2 separate regions of the Mus musculus genome follow, and region 2 is linked to region 1. The links are chromatin loops, found by intact Hi-C in ENCODE. Cell type or tissue: left cerebral cortex. All regions are shown on one strand. Each heading gives the region's core, and the rest is flanking DNA. Links, peaks and the distances in the headings are about the cores only.

What was found. Hi-C counts contacts between places; a loop is a spot of excess contacts. Peaks named below come from ENCODE experiments on the same cell type or tissue, not always from the same donor. Only the 100,000 strongest peaks of a DNase experiment are listed, where the experiment ranks them.
Region 2: a loop joins it to region 1, with 6 times the contacts of the local background. A loop is called at or near these places in 14 of 42 quality-filtered maps.

What each region holds. Positions count from the first base shown.
Region 1 is chr12:87,891,483-87,899,810 of GRCm38, forward strand. It overlaps Gm2022 (predicted pseudogene 2022), which reads left to right and starts at 1,352. Exons shown (of 2, transcript NM_001177574.1): 1 at 1,352-1,510; 2 at 3,578-5,240. The coding sequence starts at 3,888. The coding sequence ends at 4,322. It also overlaps the pseudogene LOC112136086. In left cerebral cortex, for the core only: no CTCF peak of the experiment used is centred there; no DNase peak of the experiment used is centred there.
Region 2 is chr12:88,251,943-88,260,270 of GRCm38, forward strand. It overlaps the pseudogene Gm8332 and the pseudogene Gm18618. Among named protein-coding and RNA genes, the nearest start is that of Gm5662, 18 kb to the right of the region's middle. In left cerebral cortex, for the core only: no CTCF peak of the experiment used is centred there; no DNase peak of the experiment used is centred there.

The DNA.
Region 1 (8,328 bases), core at 204-8,203:
GTGGTTACAAATGGACATACACACAAAACTCCTTTATATATACATATATGTATATATATATATGTAATAAAATTATAAAATAGGATTTGTTACTTATAGTGTATGAGTGTGTGGGTGTTTGTTTTTATGTGTGTTTGTCAAAGTACCTCAACACCTGTGTGAAGGTCAGAGAACAACCTGAGAGATTATGTTTTCTCCATCTATCTGAGAATATTCCAGTAGTCAAGCATGGCAGCAAGAACCTTTCCCCACTGTGACAGCAAATCAGCTTTACAGATCTACTCTGTTAAGTGTGTTGTAAGTAAAATTGCTGATCTCTCTATAACCATAGTCCTATGAGGACAATAAGGGATCGTCATGATACAAGCATCCCATATGATATTCCTTTGTGGAAAATGAGCCTTGACTGTAAGAAAACATAGTCATCTCACACCAAGCACCGTTTTTGTTTTTGTTTTTTTGTTTGTTTGTTTGTTTGTTTGTTTGTTTTTGGTTTTCTGTGACAGGGTTTCTCTGTATAGCCCTGTTTGTCCTAGAACTCACTTTGTAGACCAGGCTGGCCTCGAACTCATAAATCTGCCTGCCTCTGCCTCCTGAGTGCTGGGATTAAAGACGAATACAATCAGACACAGCTCCTTTTTTTTAGAGATTATTTAATTCATTTATTTTATGTATATGAGTACACTGTAGTTGTACTGATCATTTTGAGCCATCATGTGGTTGCTGGGATTTTAATTCAGGACCTCTGCTCACTCTGATCAGATTTGGTTATTGCTACAACTAATTACACTGTAACAGTCTTCAGATTCGCCACAAGGAATAATCAGAGGTAGTTTTGGATGGCTGTGAGCATCCATGTGGTTTTGGGGATTTCAACTCAGGACCTTCCAAGGGCATTCAGTGCTAACAACCACTGGGCCAACCCTCCAGCATCACCCCTTTCTTTCAACCCTACATCCCAGGTTTTGGACTATGTGTTTCTGATTTCCCACATTCATTATTTTAAATTTGTCCTCAGTAGCCTGTTTTGTCTCTCATTACCATAGAAAACCAGTAGTGAGTAAGAATTTTCCAGGCTGGCCTCGAACTCAGAAATCCACCTGCCTCTGACTCCCAAGTGCTGGGATTAAAGGCATGGGCTACCAAGCCCAGTTAAGAAGTGTCCTTTTGTTTCTTTGCTCGTTTGGTGTGGTGATTGAATTATGCTTGGATCAGGGTGTGGTACTATTGGGAGGTGTGGCCTTTTTGGATTAGAGTTGCATCACTGTAGAGGCGGGGCTTTGGGGAAATGTATATATACTCAAGCTCTGCCCAGGGTGAGACACAGTAGTCTCATCTTGCTGCCTTCATCTTGGGAGACAAAGGAAGAGGACATCCCACCTAGGCCAATCTGTTCTGTAGAAAGAGTTCCAGGACAGCCTCGCGTACACAGAAAAACCCTATCCCAGAAAGAAAGAATCATCATTCTATCGGCTCTTAGTCTTCCTTCAAAGAAGATGGTACTCACCAGGTAGGTCATGATTTGGGTTCTGGTTATGGAAAGTTCTGGGAGAACATATATTTTCCATTTTTCTTTGAGGATTGATTAAGCTAGGGAGCAGAGGTAACCTGGCCACAACCATGTCTAAAACCTCTTATTGGGCTTCATTGTTGATTATGCTGCTCAGAAACTGGGGTCTTTCATGAGTTGCCTTCCCTACCAGCTTACCTCCTTCCTTCCTTCCTTCCTTCCTTCCTTCCTTCCTTCCTTCCTTCCTTCCTTCCTTCCTTTCTTCCTTCTCTGCAAGAAAGCACGTCCCTCTTGCTTTTGGATTTCACTATCTGCCTTGACATCCCTTGGTAGGTTGTAACCTGGATTTGTAAACCAGATAAGCCCCTCCTCCTGGAAATTTTGTTTTGCTGGAGTATTTTAGCAGCAGCCTCAGAAATGAAACTGGAACCAACAGATGATGTTTACTAGTGTGGTCCTAGCGTTGGTTCAGAAAAGAAAGAGTAAGTTACGCTAAGTGTTAGAGGTAGCTAATATTGGAGTCTTCTTCAGGTACTGTGATATAGGTTAATAGGACTATAAGGGGGAAGGTAGAATTTGAAATGGTTGCACACAGGAAAATACCAGGGCTGCAGTGTCTATCTTGTGCTCACCCTAGCAATGGCCAAAAGTAAAGTCTCAAAAAGGCTCGGCTTGGAGAACACAAAGCTTCATAGCTTTCATTTGTATGCTTTTGAATGTCATTTGTAAAAACTAGCAAATAGGAACTGGAGAAATAGTTCAGTTGTTCAGAGCATTGGCTGTTCTTGCAGAGGACCTGGTTTGGTTCCAGACACTATCTCTAGTAACTGCTCCCAAAGAAAATGTTGGTTTTCTACAAGGGGGTCTCACTATGTAGAGAACCACTCTTAAGGGAAAGCCCCATACCCAGAAGGAGATGGCCAACAGAAAATGAACTCAATAGTGTTTCTGGGGAATTTGTTGTTGTTGTGAATTTGTTTTGTACTATTCTGTCTGGTTGGTTTGTTGCTTAGCCTTTGTCACATCTTAAGGAGATGGAGATGAACTTTCTGGTTGGCCTTTGCTTTTCTGTTTTCACTGGATGCACCAGGACTTCATTTAGTTGTCATATGTGCCTGTGTCAACTGCTTTCATGTGTTATTTTGTGTCCCAAAGTCGATCTAAGTAACACCTGTGACTATTTTCAATTTTTTTCATTCTTCTCTACTGAAAAAAAATTTTAAGAGTAATTCATATCTATGAGCATACTGTACCTGTCTTAGACACAAGATCAAAAGAGGGTGTTGATACCCATTACACATGGTTGTGAACCACTCTTTGGTTTTTGAGAAGAGAATGCACGACCTCTGAAAGAATAGTCAGTGCTTTCAAGCACTGAGCAATCTTTCTAGTCCTGAAATTGTTTTTATTATGCTCCAAGCATGTCCATTTAAAGTGCAGTGGAACATATTTTGAGTGTTCTTGTGATATATTAGAGGCCTGAACACCAATGAACTTGTAATTTTGGGTACTCTAAAAGTGTTTAAAAATGTATTAAAATGTTATCTGAATCTACTAAGTGTTCTATGAAGTCTTAGACTGCTTTTTTTATATAGAACCACGTTCCTCAGAATGATAGTTTCAATTTTTTTATTATGCTATACAAGTCAGCCACCTAGGAGGAACAGAAATATGAACTAACCAGTAACCCCAGAGCTCCCTGGGACTAAATTACAAATTAAAGAAAACACATGGAAGGACTTGTGGCTCTAGCTGCATATGTAGTAGAGGATATTCTAGTCAGTCATCAATTGGAGGAGAGGCCCTTGGTCCTGTGAAGGTTCTATGCTCCAGTATAGGGGAATGCATTGGCCACTAAGCAGGAGTGGGTTGCTTAGGGAGCAGCAGGAAGGTAGAGAATAGGAGGTTTTTTGAGGGGAAACTAGGAAAGGGGATAACACTTGAAATGTAAATAAAGAGAATATCTAATTTTTAAAAAGCTATACAATTCAATGTTGTGTGAAGAAATTTGATAAAAAATTATTTCTGAAATAGATTTCCAAAGAAAACTTATTTAATTTTTTTAAGGTCAATGCATTAACTGCAAAGGTAATGGAGTCCTGCTGTATTTTGTCACTACTGGGGAGACTACAACTTCCTGAGCACCAGGCCAGAAGCTGAAGTACTATTTTGTAACTATCAGAAGCCAGGACTCTGGAACATATTGTGGCTTGTGGACCTTCTATACTTATATCAGTTGCTGTCAGATCTACCACTGTTCAATACTTCCTGGCACCCATCCTAAGACTGTAGTAGCTCTTGGAACTGAGACACAGCTACTGTCAGCCACTGTCTGCCAGGAGTCCCTCACCTGACTCCTGTGGTTGCCTTTTCCATCATGCCAAAGAATAAAGGCAAAGGAGGCAAAAACAGGCGCAGAGGTAAAAATGAAAATGAATCTGAGAAAAGAGAGTTGGTGTTTAAAGAATATGGGCAAGAGTATGCTCAGGTGACCAAAATGCTGGGATGTGGATGGTTGGAAGCAATGTGTTTTGATGGTGTAAGGAGGCTGTGCCACATAAGAGGGAAGTTGAGAAAAAAGGTTTGGATAAATACCTCAGACATTATATTGATTGGTCTAAGAGACTATCAAGATAACAAAGCTGATGTAATCTTAAAGTACAATCAAGATGAAGCAAGAAGTCTGAAGGCCTATGGAGAACTTCCAGAACATGCCAAAATCAATGAAATGGACACATTTGGTCCTGGGGATGATGATGAAATCGTGTTTGATGATATTGGAGAGGATGATGAAGACATTGATGACATCTAACCTGACATAAGCATGCAACCTTCCAAGTTCTTTGAAGATTGCTCAACACAATTGGCATCTTGACATTCAGCTGTTAAATAAAACTTCATTTGGCATACGTGTGTATTGCTAATGCAAACTGATATATTTTATGTTTTGAAGTATTCTATTTCTTTGAAAACCTAAGATGTTGAGTTATCTATCTTAAGTGACAAGTTAACACTTTGTGCTTATGGGTATAATTGAACTTAGGGCAGAGCAGTGTGCACTGTTAAGGGACTGCCATTCCATTTGTGACCTTTCATTTGTAGCCCTTGTTGTATACCCTCACTTGATCCTTTAACTTGTTTCCACCCATAAGTTGTTGCATCATACAGTGCAGTTTTTAAGTTAGATGGGTAGCAATTTTGAGTTTTAAGAATTAGGCATTGCAGAAATTAAATGCTTAGAGGAGATGATCATTTTCTTGTGTTTAAAGATATAATAGTTGACAATGTTTAGATAGAATCTTGTAAGGCATACTCAAAAAAAGAATGAAAATAAAAAAGAGAAGTAAATCTCTTCTGATTCTTGCATAGAGAAATTTTCAAAGCAGGTAGTTGTTAAGAGCACATAGAGTAGTGTTTACTTTCTAAACTAGGTCCTTGCGTTAAGCCATTTTTAAGAAGTTAGCTTCTGTACTGAGGCTTTGGAAAATGAATTATTGTGTATTGAGTAAAGTTAATTACATAATTGTAAAAGCTTTGTTTTCCTTAACCTACGCTTAGGTTAATGGAAAAGGAGCCAGAGCTTAATGAAAATGATGTTACTGTTTTCTGAATGGAGGAGTCCAGAAACAGAGACACATTAAAACCATGTTGGTATATATACATTTTTTCTTTTTAATATGTTCATTATATCTCTGGTGTATAATGAAAATAAATGATTACATGATTTCTGAAAAAGAAAAAGATCAATGCAGTCTGATGATCTCTGCTGGCAAACCAGGAAGGGACTCCCCAACACAAGCCTGCAGTACTATGACCACCAGTGTCTGCTGTGCTACCAGAATGTTTTGGAAGAATGCAGGTCTCTTCCCAAACCATCTTCTTACTCTGGATGGGTTGTAGATCACATCCTCCCCAATTCCGCATGGTACTCACAAGAAAATGTTCCTTACTCTGATAATTCACCATCTGAATCTGTATCAGGTCTGTATCAATTCTCAACACTCATAGAGTTGACTTTCTAGGATTGAGTTCAATGTAGCTCATGTATCTGTATGGAAGTTTACCCCCTTCTTTCAACCATTGCAATTTTTCCTACCTGTTATTGGGGGGGGGTGATACAGGGTTTCTCTTTATATCCCTAGCTATCCTGCAACTCACTTTGTAGACCAGGCTGGCCTCGAACTCAGAAATTCCCCTCCTCTGCTTCCCAAATGCTGGGATTAAAGGTGTGCAACACTATGCCCGGCCTTTTTTTTTTTTTTAAAAAGACTTATTTATTTTATGTATATGAGTACTATACCTGCCTTCAGACACACCAGAAGAGGGCATTTGAACCTATTATAGCATCCTCTATGAGGGTGCTCCCTCAACCACACAACCACTCCTGCCTCACCACCCTTTCATTCCCCTACACTAGGCCATCAATCCTTCACAGGTCCAAGGGCCTCCCTACCATTGATTCCAGATAAGGCCCCTTCAGCTCCTTTAGTCCTTCCCCTAACTCCTCCATTATGGTCCCTCTGCTCAGTCTGATAGTTGGCTGCATGCATCTGCACTGGTATTAGTCAGGCTCTAGCAGAGCTTCACAGGAGACAGCTCTATCAGCCTCTTGTCAGCAAGCACTTATTTGCATCAGCAATAGTGTCTCGGATTTGGTGTCTGCATGTGGCATGGGTCCCTAGGTGGAGCAGTCTTTGGATGGCCTTTCCTTCAGTCTCTGCTCCAATCTTTGTCCCTGTATTTCCTTTACACAACAGTAATTCTGGGTTAAAATTTTGGATATGGGTGGTGGCACCATCCCTCAACTGAGGGTCTATGCCTAACATCTGGATATGGTCTCTATAGGTTCTCCCTCCCACTTTTTGGGTATTTAAGCTAATGTCATTCACATGTTTTCATGGGAAATTACTGTTTTCCTGGCATCTGGGACTTTCTGTTGGCTACTCCTAGTTCTCCTTCCCTTTTGCTACACACCTCAGTCAATTTCCAGACCCTCTGTATGTCTCATTTGTCTCCTCCCTTACCTGATCCTGCCTCCCCCTTTCTCCCTTGCCCTTCTGTATTCCTCCAGAGTCATTGCTACCCTCTACCTCCCATGACTGTTTTGTTCCCCATTCTAAATAGGACCGAAGCATGCACTCTTTGTCTTCCTTCTTGAGATTCATTCAAATTTTATTTTAGGGCTCAAGGAGGCCTTGTGCTTTTATTTTGACCCTTTTGCCACAGGGAAATCAATTATCGACTGATGAAGAGACATTTTCTTCAGGTTTTAGCAATACAGAATGTTGAACTGTATTAATTACCAACAAAAAAGCTGGTTGATTTCCCTTTTACTTTTAGAGTTACACAGGGATTGCACAGGGGGCTTTTTTATCTTTAACCCCCTCCCCCGCTTATCTGTTTCTTCTCAAAGTGTCTGTTTTAGCCTTCTCTTAGAGTCTTTTGGTTTGTCTATGACTGCCAACAGGATATTTGCGTGTTCTCAAGTCTGTTGCTTTTGTCCTTTTATCTGCTTCTCTTCTATTGTCTCTGTTCTATTAAATACTCTCTCTGCCACTATCACTAAGTCCCTCAGACTCTTTTTTCTTAACCTCTAAACTGTCTGTAGATATTTCTTAATATCTGGTGCTGTCTGGATAATGAAAGCTAGAGTGACTGCTTTTACTTTCAGTGATTCAGGGTCCATGGGGCTGTGTTGTTGATATGTCTCCATGGCCCTCTCTAAAAAAAAAAAGCTGTAGTGCATTTATTTTCTTGCTGCCTAATGTCATATACTCTGTCCATATGTGTGGTCTGTCTTGAGGCTGCCTTGAGACCTGCCAGCAGAGCCCAATGGTAGACCATATGTCTCCTCTTTCCTTTAACGAGGTTAAAATGTCAGTCTGGGTGAGTCAGAGGAAAGCGAGTGTGTGTGGGGGCACTAAATGTTTAGTCGAACGTGTAGAATGTGGTAGACATAGCCTATTAATAAGTCTGACAAACTCAAAGTTACATCATCAAAGTCATCTCATCAAATTCACCTTATCAAGGTTACATCATCAGAGTCATCTGACAAAGTCATCTCCTCAAAGTTATCTTGTCAAAGTCATCTCACAATGAGGAACACAAAAATACAAATAAAACCTTCCCTGTCTGTGGAGCAGGAACAAGAAACAATCAGAAAATGTTGCTCATGAAATAGATGTCTCGATGACACCCAAAACACAAATCCAACCATTTCTCTCTATCAAGTAGAATTGAGAAACAGTCAAAAGTGGTGAACTAACAAAAGAAAAGAACCAGATTGGTGGGCATCTCTCTGCTCCCATAAAAATAAGTCCACCCCATACGAAGACTCAGGACCTTTCCACTATCTGCAGTAGCCACCCTCACAGAATTGTCTATCTCTAACTGCAACTGGCCACAGGTACAAAATCAAGGAATTGTATCAGATGGGTGGACCTTTTAGTTCCCTGAGTCACGCCCACCCAAACTGGGACTAACAATGTCCCCTAGCTCCACTATTGCCAAGGCTCCCAGACTTGCCAGCACCTGCCAATTATGTTAAAGGCCACAGTGTCTTTGTAATAAGATTCTTGAACATGTACCCTCAGCTTGCTGCTTACTACAAAGCCTTGCCCAGACAGACATTTGATTCTCCCCTCACCTCCACCAAATCATTTTGGGTGACAGTTGTGTTATTGGGGTATGGGTGAGCTAGCTCAAATAGAATAAAGACCCTGCTCTTAGTTGCATCAGATCAGGTCCTGAAAGTGTTTTTGGGCCATTAACAATCTATGGCATTATATTTTGTTACATTGGCTGGGAAGTTGCACATG
Region 2 (8,328 bases), core at 29-8,028, 360 kb after region 1:
AAAAAAAAAACCAAAAACAAAACAAAAAAAAAATCAAAAGCATACAAATGAAAGCTAACTGAAGCTTTGTGTTCTCCAAGCCCAGCCTTTTTGAGACTTTACTTTTGGCCATTGCTATGGTGAGCACAAGATAGACACTGCAGCCCTGGTATTTTCCTGTGTGCAACCATTTCAAATTCTACCTTCCCCCTTATAGTCCTATTAACCTATATCACAGTGCCTGAAGAAGACTCCAATATTAGCTACCTCTAACACTTAGCGTAACTCACTCTTTCTTTTCTGAACCAACACTAGGACCACACTAGTAAACATCATCTGTTGGTTCCAGTTTCATTTCTGTGGCTGCTGCTAAAATACTCCAGCAAAACAAAATTTCCAGGAGGGGGGGCTTATCTGGTTTACAAATCCAGGTTACAACCTACCAAGGGATGTCAAGCAGATAGTGAAATCCAAAAACAAGAGGGACATGCTTTCTTGCAGAGAAGGAAGAAAGGAAGGAAGGAAGGAAGGAAGGAAGGAAGGAAGGAAGGAAGGAAGGAGGTAAGCTGGTAGGGAAGGCAACTCATGAAAGACCCCAGTTTCTGAGCAGTGTAATTAACAATGAAGCCCAATAAGAGGTTTTAGACATGGTTGTGGCCAGGTTACCTCTGCTCCCTAGCTTAATCAATCCTCAAAGAAAAATGGAAAATATATGTTCTCCCAGAACTTTCCATAACCAGAACCCAAATCCATGACCTACCTGGTGAGTACCATCTTCTTTGAAGGAAGACTAAGAGCCGATAGAATGATGATTCTTTCTTTCTGGGATAGGGTTTTTCTGTGTACGCGAGGCTGTCCTGGAACTCTTTCTACAGAACAGATTGGCCTAGGTGGGATGTCCTCTTCCTTTGTCTTCCAAGATGAAGGCAGCAAGATGAGACTACTGTGTCTCAGCCTGGGCAGAGCTTGAGTATATATACATTTCCCCAAAGACCCGCCTCTACAGTGATGCAACTCTAATCCAACAAGGCCACACCTCCCAATAGTACCACACCTTGATCCAAGCATAATTCAATCACCACACCAAACAAGCAAAGAAACAAAAGGACACTTCTTAACTGGGCTTGGTAGCCCATGCCTTTAATCCCAGCACTTGGGAGTCAGAGGCAGGTGGATTTCTGAGTTCGAGGCCAGCCTGGAAAATTCTTACTCACTACTGGTTTTCTATGGTAATGAGAAACAAAACAGGCTACTGAGGACAAATTTAAAATAATGAATGTGGGAAATCAGAAACACATAGACCAAAACCTGGGATGTAGGGTTGAAATAAAGGGGTGATGCTGGAGGGTTGGCCCAGTGGTTGTTAGCACTGAGTGCCCTTGGAAGGTCCTGAGTTCAAATCCCCAAAACCACATGGATGCTCACAGCCATCCAAAAATACCTCTGATTATTCCTTGTGGCGAATCTGAAGACTGTTACAGTGTAATTAGTTGTAGCAATAACCAAATCTGATCAGAGCGAGCAGAGGTCCTGAATTAAAATCCCAGCAACCACATGATGGCTCAAAATGATCAGTACAACTACAGTGTACTCATATACATAAAATAAATGAATTAATTAATCTCTAAAAAAAAGGAGCCGGGTCTGATTGTACTCGTCTTTAATCCCAGCACTCAGGAGGCAGAGGCAGGCAGATTTATGAGTTCGAGGCCAGCCTGGTCTACAAAGTGAGTTCTAGGACAAACAGGGCTATACAGAGAAACCCTGTCACAGAAAACCAAAAACAAAAAAAAAAAAACAACAACAAAAAAAAAAAAAAAAAAAAAAACGGTGCTTGGTGTGAGATGACTATGTTTTCTTACAGTCAAGGCTCATTTTCCACAAAGGAATATCATATGGGATGCTTGTATCATGACGATCCCTTATTGTCCTCATAGGACTATGGTTATATAGAGATCAGCAATTTTACTTACAACACAATTAACAGAGTAGATCTGTAAAGCTGATTTGCTGTCACAGTGGGGAAAGGTTCTTGCTGCCATGCTTGACTACTGGAATATTCTCAGATAGATGGTGAAAACAGAATCTCTCAGGTTGTTCTCTGACCTTCACACAGGTGTGAGGTACTTTGACAAACACACACAAAAAAAAACACCCACACACTCATACACTATAAGTAACAAATCCTATTTTATAATTTTATATATATATATATATATATATATATATATATATATATATAAAGGCGTTTTGTGTGTATGTCCATTTGTAACCACATGCATGCTTGGTGACCAAGAGGCTAAAAGAGGGCACTCGACCCCCTCGGTACTGGAGTAGCACATGCTTGTCTGCTATCATGTCGGTGGTGGGAATTATTGCTCTTAACCGGTCTCTTAGACCGCCCAAAATATTATTTTTAAATGACTTACTGCAAGCAATGCTTTCCTTTAATTATGTGGGATGTGGGTTTGGCACCCTTGTGCTAGATTTTCATGAGTGCCCTAGTTCATCTGCCTCTAGAACTTAGCAAGTCACCTGAGTTTCAGCCCCTCCTCCCCAGCAACTTACAAAACATAGAAAGAACAAACCAAACTTTCAGAAGACCTAACTTCTCTCTGTCTCAGTTTTAAACCCTAGAAACTCAAAGTTGTAAGGAAGTTGCAGTGAGCTGACACGGCTGAGGAGGAGGTTGCTCACTCCGTGCAGTATTCACTGCACAGGCAAGAAGACTTGAATTCAATGAAATTCATTTCTGTAAAACTGGTGGATGTATTATAAACAAACCCCAACAGCATAGCTTCAGTGAGCTTTTATCAGTTCAGTAGCATTGGTTCTTGGAAAAGCAGGTTTGACCAACACAGGACACCCAGAACAACAAACACCACATGTGCTAGAGGAAGTTGTAGGTGTTGGCTAGTGGGGCCACAAAGATCCACAAAAATTCTCTGCCTGCAAAGATGCTGCCTACAAAGATGCAGCCAACAGCAACTTTTGTGTTCTGAATATGCTTGGCCCAGGGTGTTATAGTATTCGGAATTCTGGCCTTGTTAGAGTAGATGTGTCACCTTGGTCATGGACTTTTTAAGACCCTCATTCTAGCTGCCTGGAAGTCAGTATTCTGCTAGCAGCTTTCAGATGAAGATATAAAACTGTCAGCTCCTCCTGCACTTTGCTGCCTGGATGCTACTATGTTCCTGCCTTAAAATAATGCACTGAACCTCTGAATATTGAAGCCAGTCCCAATGAAGTGTTATCCTTATAGAAGTTGCCTTGATTATGGTGTTTGCTCATGGCAGTCAAACCCCAGCCAAGTCAGAAGTTGGTACCAGGGAATGGGGTACAGCTGTGAAAGGTCTGAAAATGCTTCTCTTTGGGAGAATGTAGATTTGAGGACTTTGGATTTGGAAAGCAGTAGAATGCTTCAAGTGGGGCTTACTGGGCTATCCTAGTAGGAATATAGAAGACTCTGTTACTGAGATTGATCTGAAATGTGCAGTCCTGGCCTAAGAGATTTCAGTGGAGGAGAACTTTAGTATGTGGCTTAGAGACTGTTTTTTTTTTTTTTTTTGTAGCATTTTGGTGAACAGTAATGCTACTCTTTATCCTAGTTTGAAAAGCCAGAATGATACTGAGACTCAGAAACTCAGATTAATTGCATTGACAAAGTAGGTCTCAGAAATGCTCTTCATAGACTTTTTTCTCTGCTTACATCTCATGAAGAACATTTGAAATATGCATAACTAGCTTAGAAAGGAAAAGTATAAAATATATAGTATTAAACGGGGGTGAGGGAGCCACCAGGAAGTGAAACTGAGCTGAATATTTAGTTCAAGGATATTAAATTGAATTAAGGGTGTTGTGACCTTGTGGCAAGATGTGACACAATGAAATTTAGATCCAGTATGGTGGTGCATTGCTTTAATCCCAGGAGATAAAGCCAAGCAGATCTCTGAGGTCAAGGTCAGCCAGAGATAGAGCAAGTTTTAGGTGAAGAAAAGCTTAAATCCAGGCATGTTTGTACACACCTTTAATCCCAGGAGACAAGCATCCAGATCTCTGAGTCAAGGTCAGTCTGCAGTCTAAGATCCAGGACAGTCAAGCTTAGGCAGTGAAGGAGTTGGAAAAGAGGAAGCTGGTGATGTTGTAAGAGATCAAAGGGACCATGTTCTAGCCCCTGCAAGCAGCAGAACTTGTCAGCTTTGGCCATGTGACTCTGGCTCTATAGCCAAGAATAGGAGACTTGAGACAATTGGTGGTAGAGTTAGGAAATTAGTGGTGATTATGAAGTCCAGCATTGCTAAGGTGAAATCTTCGGGGAAATGTTTTCTGAGAACACAAGGAACCTGTGTTCCAAAGATAGGTAAGCTTGTGTGTACCCGTTGCTGCAGCTGGACTTTGTAATGTGTTAGAGTAACCCAGGTGGTACTGGTTTTGAGAGAAAAAAAAAAGCTCATAAAAGGACTGTCCTCTGGGAGCTTGACTTAAGGGACCCCACTCTCTGGTCTGACGAATTTCAAGCAGTGAGTGACATCCCCAAGATGTCTGAGGGGAAGCACTTAGTCAATTTCAATCTATTGTGAAAAAAGCAGGAAAGTGAAAGTGGGTGGGTGGGGATCAGCAGCTATTCTGCTAAAGTGCCTGGGGCTAAGTACCAGAAAGCAGTGAGGATGTGGCAGAATACAGACACACCTTGGCTTTATACAAGCTATTAGCTGAGAAATTAATCACAGATTTTCTGAAAGACACTAGAGAAATAGGGTGTAGCTAAGTGCCCCTTCTTCCTTTTCTTTCTTTTTTATTGGATATTTTCTTTATTTACATTTATTTTCTTTTTTTCTGTCTTTCTTTTTCTTTTTCTTTTTCTTTTTCTTTTTCTTTCTTTCTTTCTTTCTTTTTTTTTTTTTTGGGTTTTCGAGACAGGGTTTCTCTGTGTAGCCTTAGCTGTCCTGGAACTCACTTTGTAGACCAGGCTGCCCTGGAACTCAGAAATCTGCCTCTGCCTCCCAAGTGCCTTTATTTACATTTCAACTCTTATCCCCATTCTGTTTTGGGGGGGGAGGTCTCCTCCAAAAAAAACTGCCCTCCCCCATTTACTCCCCCCCAACTCACTCACTCCTGCTTCCTGACCCTGGCATTCCCCCACATAGGGTATACAACCTTCATAGGACAAAGTGCCTCTCCTCCCATTGATATCTGTCTAGGCCACCCTTTGCTGCATATGCTGCTGGAGCCAGGATCCCACTATGTGTGCTCTTTGGTTGGTGGTTTAATCCCTGGGAGCTCTGGGAACACTGGCTTGTTCATACTTGTTCCTCCTATGGGACTGCAAACCCCTTCAGCTCCTTGGGTCCTTTTTCTAGCTCCTTCATTGTGGATCCTATTCTCAGTCCAATGGATGGCTGTGAGCATCCACCTCTGTATTTGTAAGGCACTGGCAGATCCTCTCAGGAGAGAGCTTGTAATGTAGAAAATTTAAGATTGACCTCCCTAGACCAAGTTGTAGCCAAGAAAGGAAAATAGTTGGGCCATGAAGCAGCCTGTTCTGAGAACTGGCTGACCACAGAACAGATAATTACACAAGCTGGTTCAGTAACCTTGTTCCAGGACCTGGCCGACCACAAAAATTGGATTAAAAACTTGAGAACAATCTTAAGAATCAGGGAGTTTCCCCCTTGTGATTTTTAGTTCCACCTTGTGATTTTTCACTGGTATTTTCAAATAGCGCACTCCCTACCCGCTTGGGCTATGGTTTTTCCTTTAAATACCCACTATCCCAGCTACTCGGGGTCAAACTCCTGTACCCCTGGGTTGAATACAAGTTGGTCCCAGTGTGCTGGTTCCTGTCAATAAGCCTCATGTGATTGCAACAAGAACGGTATCCAGTGAGTTTCTGGGTGATCATGTCATACTAAGACTTGAGTGAGGGCTTCCCCTCATTGGGGGTCCTTCAAGCTATATGAGGTTCCTGTCAACAAGAACTTGTTGGCATCCACAACAGTGTTTGGGATTGGTGATGTAAATGGGGTGGATCCCCCAGTGAATCAGTCCCTAGATAGTCATTTCTTCAGTCTCTACTTAACTCTGTAACTCCTTCCATCGGTGTTTTGTTCCCCACTTCTAAGATGGATAGAAGTATCCACACTTTGGTCTTCCTTCGTCTTGAGTTTCATGTGCTTTGTGAATTGTGTCTTGGGTATTCGGAGCTTCTGGGCTTCTGGACTAATATCCACTTATCATTGAGTGCATATCATGTGTGTTATTTTGTGATGGATTTACCTCACTCAGGATGATATTCTCCAGATTCATCCATTTCCCTATGAATTTCATAAATTCATTGTTTTTAATAGCTGAGTAGTATTCCATTGTGTAAATGTACCACATTTTCTGTATCCATTCCTCTGTTGAGGTACATATGACTTCATTCCAGCTTCTGGCTATTATAAATAAGGTTGTCATGAGCATATTGGAGCATGTGTCCTTATTACATGTTGGAGCTATGTCTAGCTATATGCCCAGGAGTGTTATTTTCTTACCCTTCCTTGTGACTTGTGAAAATTAGAAAGGCCAGGTTTGTATCTGTCTGTGACACCTGTAGAACTACCAAACCTGAAATAGACCTACAAAGGGCTGTGAAGTACAAAAGCCTCATTTAAAAAAAAGATTTATTTATTTTTATTTCTAATTGTACACTGCAGTTGTTTTCAGATACTCATGAGAACAGTGCATAGGATCCCATTATAGATGGTTGTGAGCCACCCTGTGTTTGCTGGGAATTGAACTCAAGAACTCTGGAAGATTCATTATTGCTCAACACTGAGCCATCTATCCAGCCCTAAAAGACTCATTCACAAGGTACAGATATATAAAAACACACTAACAAATTTCTCAATCTTACATGATTCTTCCAAATTCTCTTTCTCAGTGGCTTTACTACTGCCCCTTCTGCCACACAGTAGGATGAAGGGCATCAAGAGGGGCAGACGGTAAACAGCAGAAAGGCTCTGGGGAAGGAACCTCACTGCCATGCAGACATTTCTCCAAGAACTGCTTGAGAGGTATGAAGGACCCTGAGCTCGTGATGGCTTCAATTCTGGGCAAGTAGTCCTCGGGGATGAGAAGCATGATTTTCCAGAACTGGACCAGGTACTGCTTCATGAGGTCATTCCCAAACAACTCCAAGAAGTCAAACAGGAGAGTGGACGTCACATCTGAGAGAGGCTCCATGTTTAAGATCTGTGCCAGCCACCACTTAAGCCATGAGCATGAGCCTCCTGCTGGTATCTATAGGGCCACTGGAGCTGGCTGGTGGCAGCATAGAAAGAGATCATCCCAAATATGGGTTTTAGAAAGTTGTACTTTTGTTCAACCTTGGAATCCATCACTTGGTAGCCAAGCATCCCTTGAGAATCCTACAAAGTCATCCCTTCCTTGAAAGATGGGTAGAAAGAACAGAGTATGGACACTTGTGGAGAAGAGCACCTCCAACATGTGCACCTGCACACACAAGCACACACAAATACACATCACATGTGTACACATGCATATGCACAGAAGAATTCACATGGCTTTTGCTGTAACTGAGAGGTGTGAACTGTTTTTATAAAGGAATTTTCTTCTCAGGACCGAGGATGCCAGCAAAGTCGCCAGGTGCTATACTTTCTTCCTTCCTTCCTTTCTTTCTTTCTTTCTTTCTTTCTTTCTTTCTTTCTTTCTTTCTTTCTTTCTTTCTTTCTTTCTTTCTTGGGGGCATGGTTTGTCAGCTTGATTATTATGGTACTCCAACCTCCCAGGTCAGAAATTCTAGACTACTCACATTGATTCGCTTCCTTTCAGATATCCAAACACATTTCTTTAGCACTCTGTTAGGTCCAGGATAGCTTGACAACATTATGGGGCAGGTGAGGCATCTGACATGACTAGGTCCCTAGAAGTTGTCCAGATCCAAGAGGTTGCAACCTTCCTCTGAGGTCCCTGCTTCTGCTCTTTGGCCCTAACATATCAGTTCAACAGGAGTAGAAACTGCAAATGGATGTCATACCACATTCTAGGGATCTGGGTGGTGACCAGCTTGGGTCTGAGCTTTGGGTAGTTTCTACTGGGACCTTCTGTCCTGGGTGTGTGTTGACACACACCTCCTGGCTGCAGTTGGTGTTACATGCTGCTGTTCTCCTAGAAGGGCCCTGCTCATCTCTGGGTGCTGTTGGCCACTACACTGGTTTTGTTACTTTCTTTTATCTCATGCTTCTTCTTCCTTCCTTAGACCTGGAACATGGTAGACAGTTTCTTCATCACCTCCTCTACAGGTAGTTTGTCTAGAGATTTAAAGGGGAACCCTGTCTTTGATTCTTC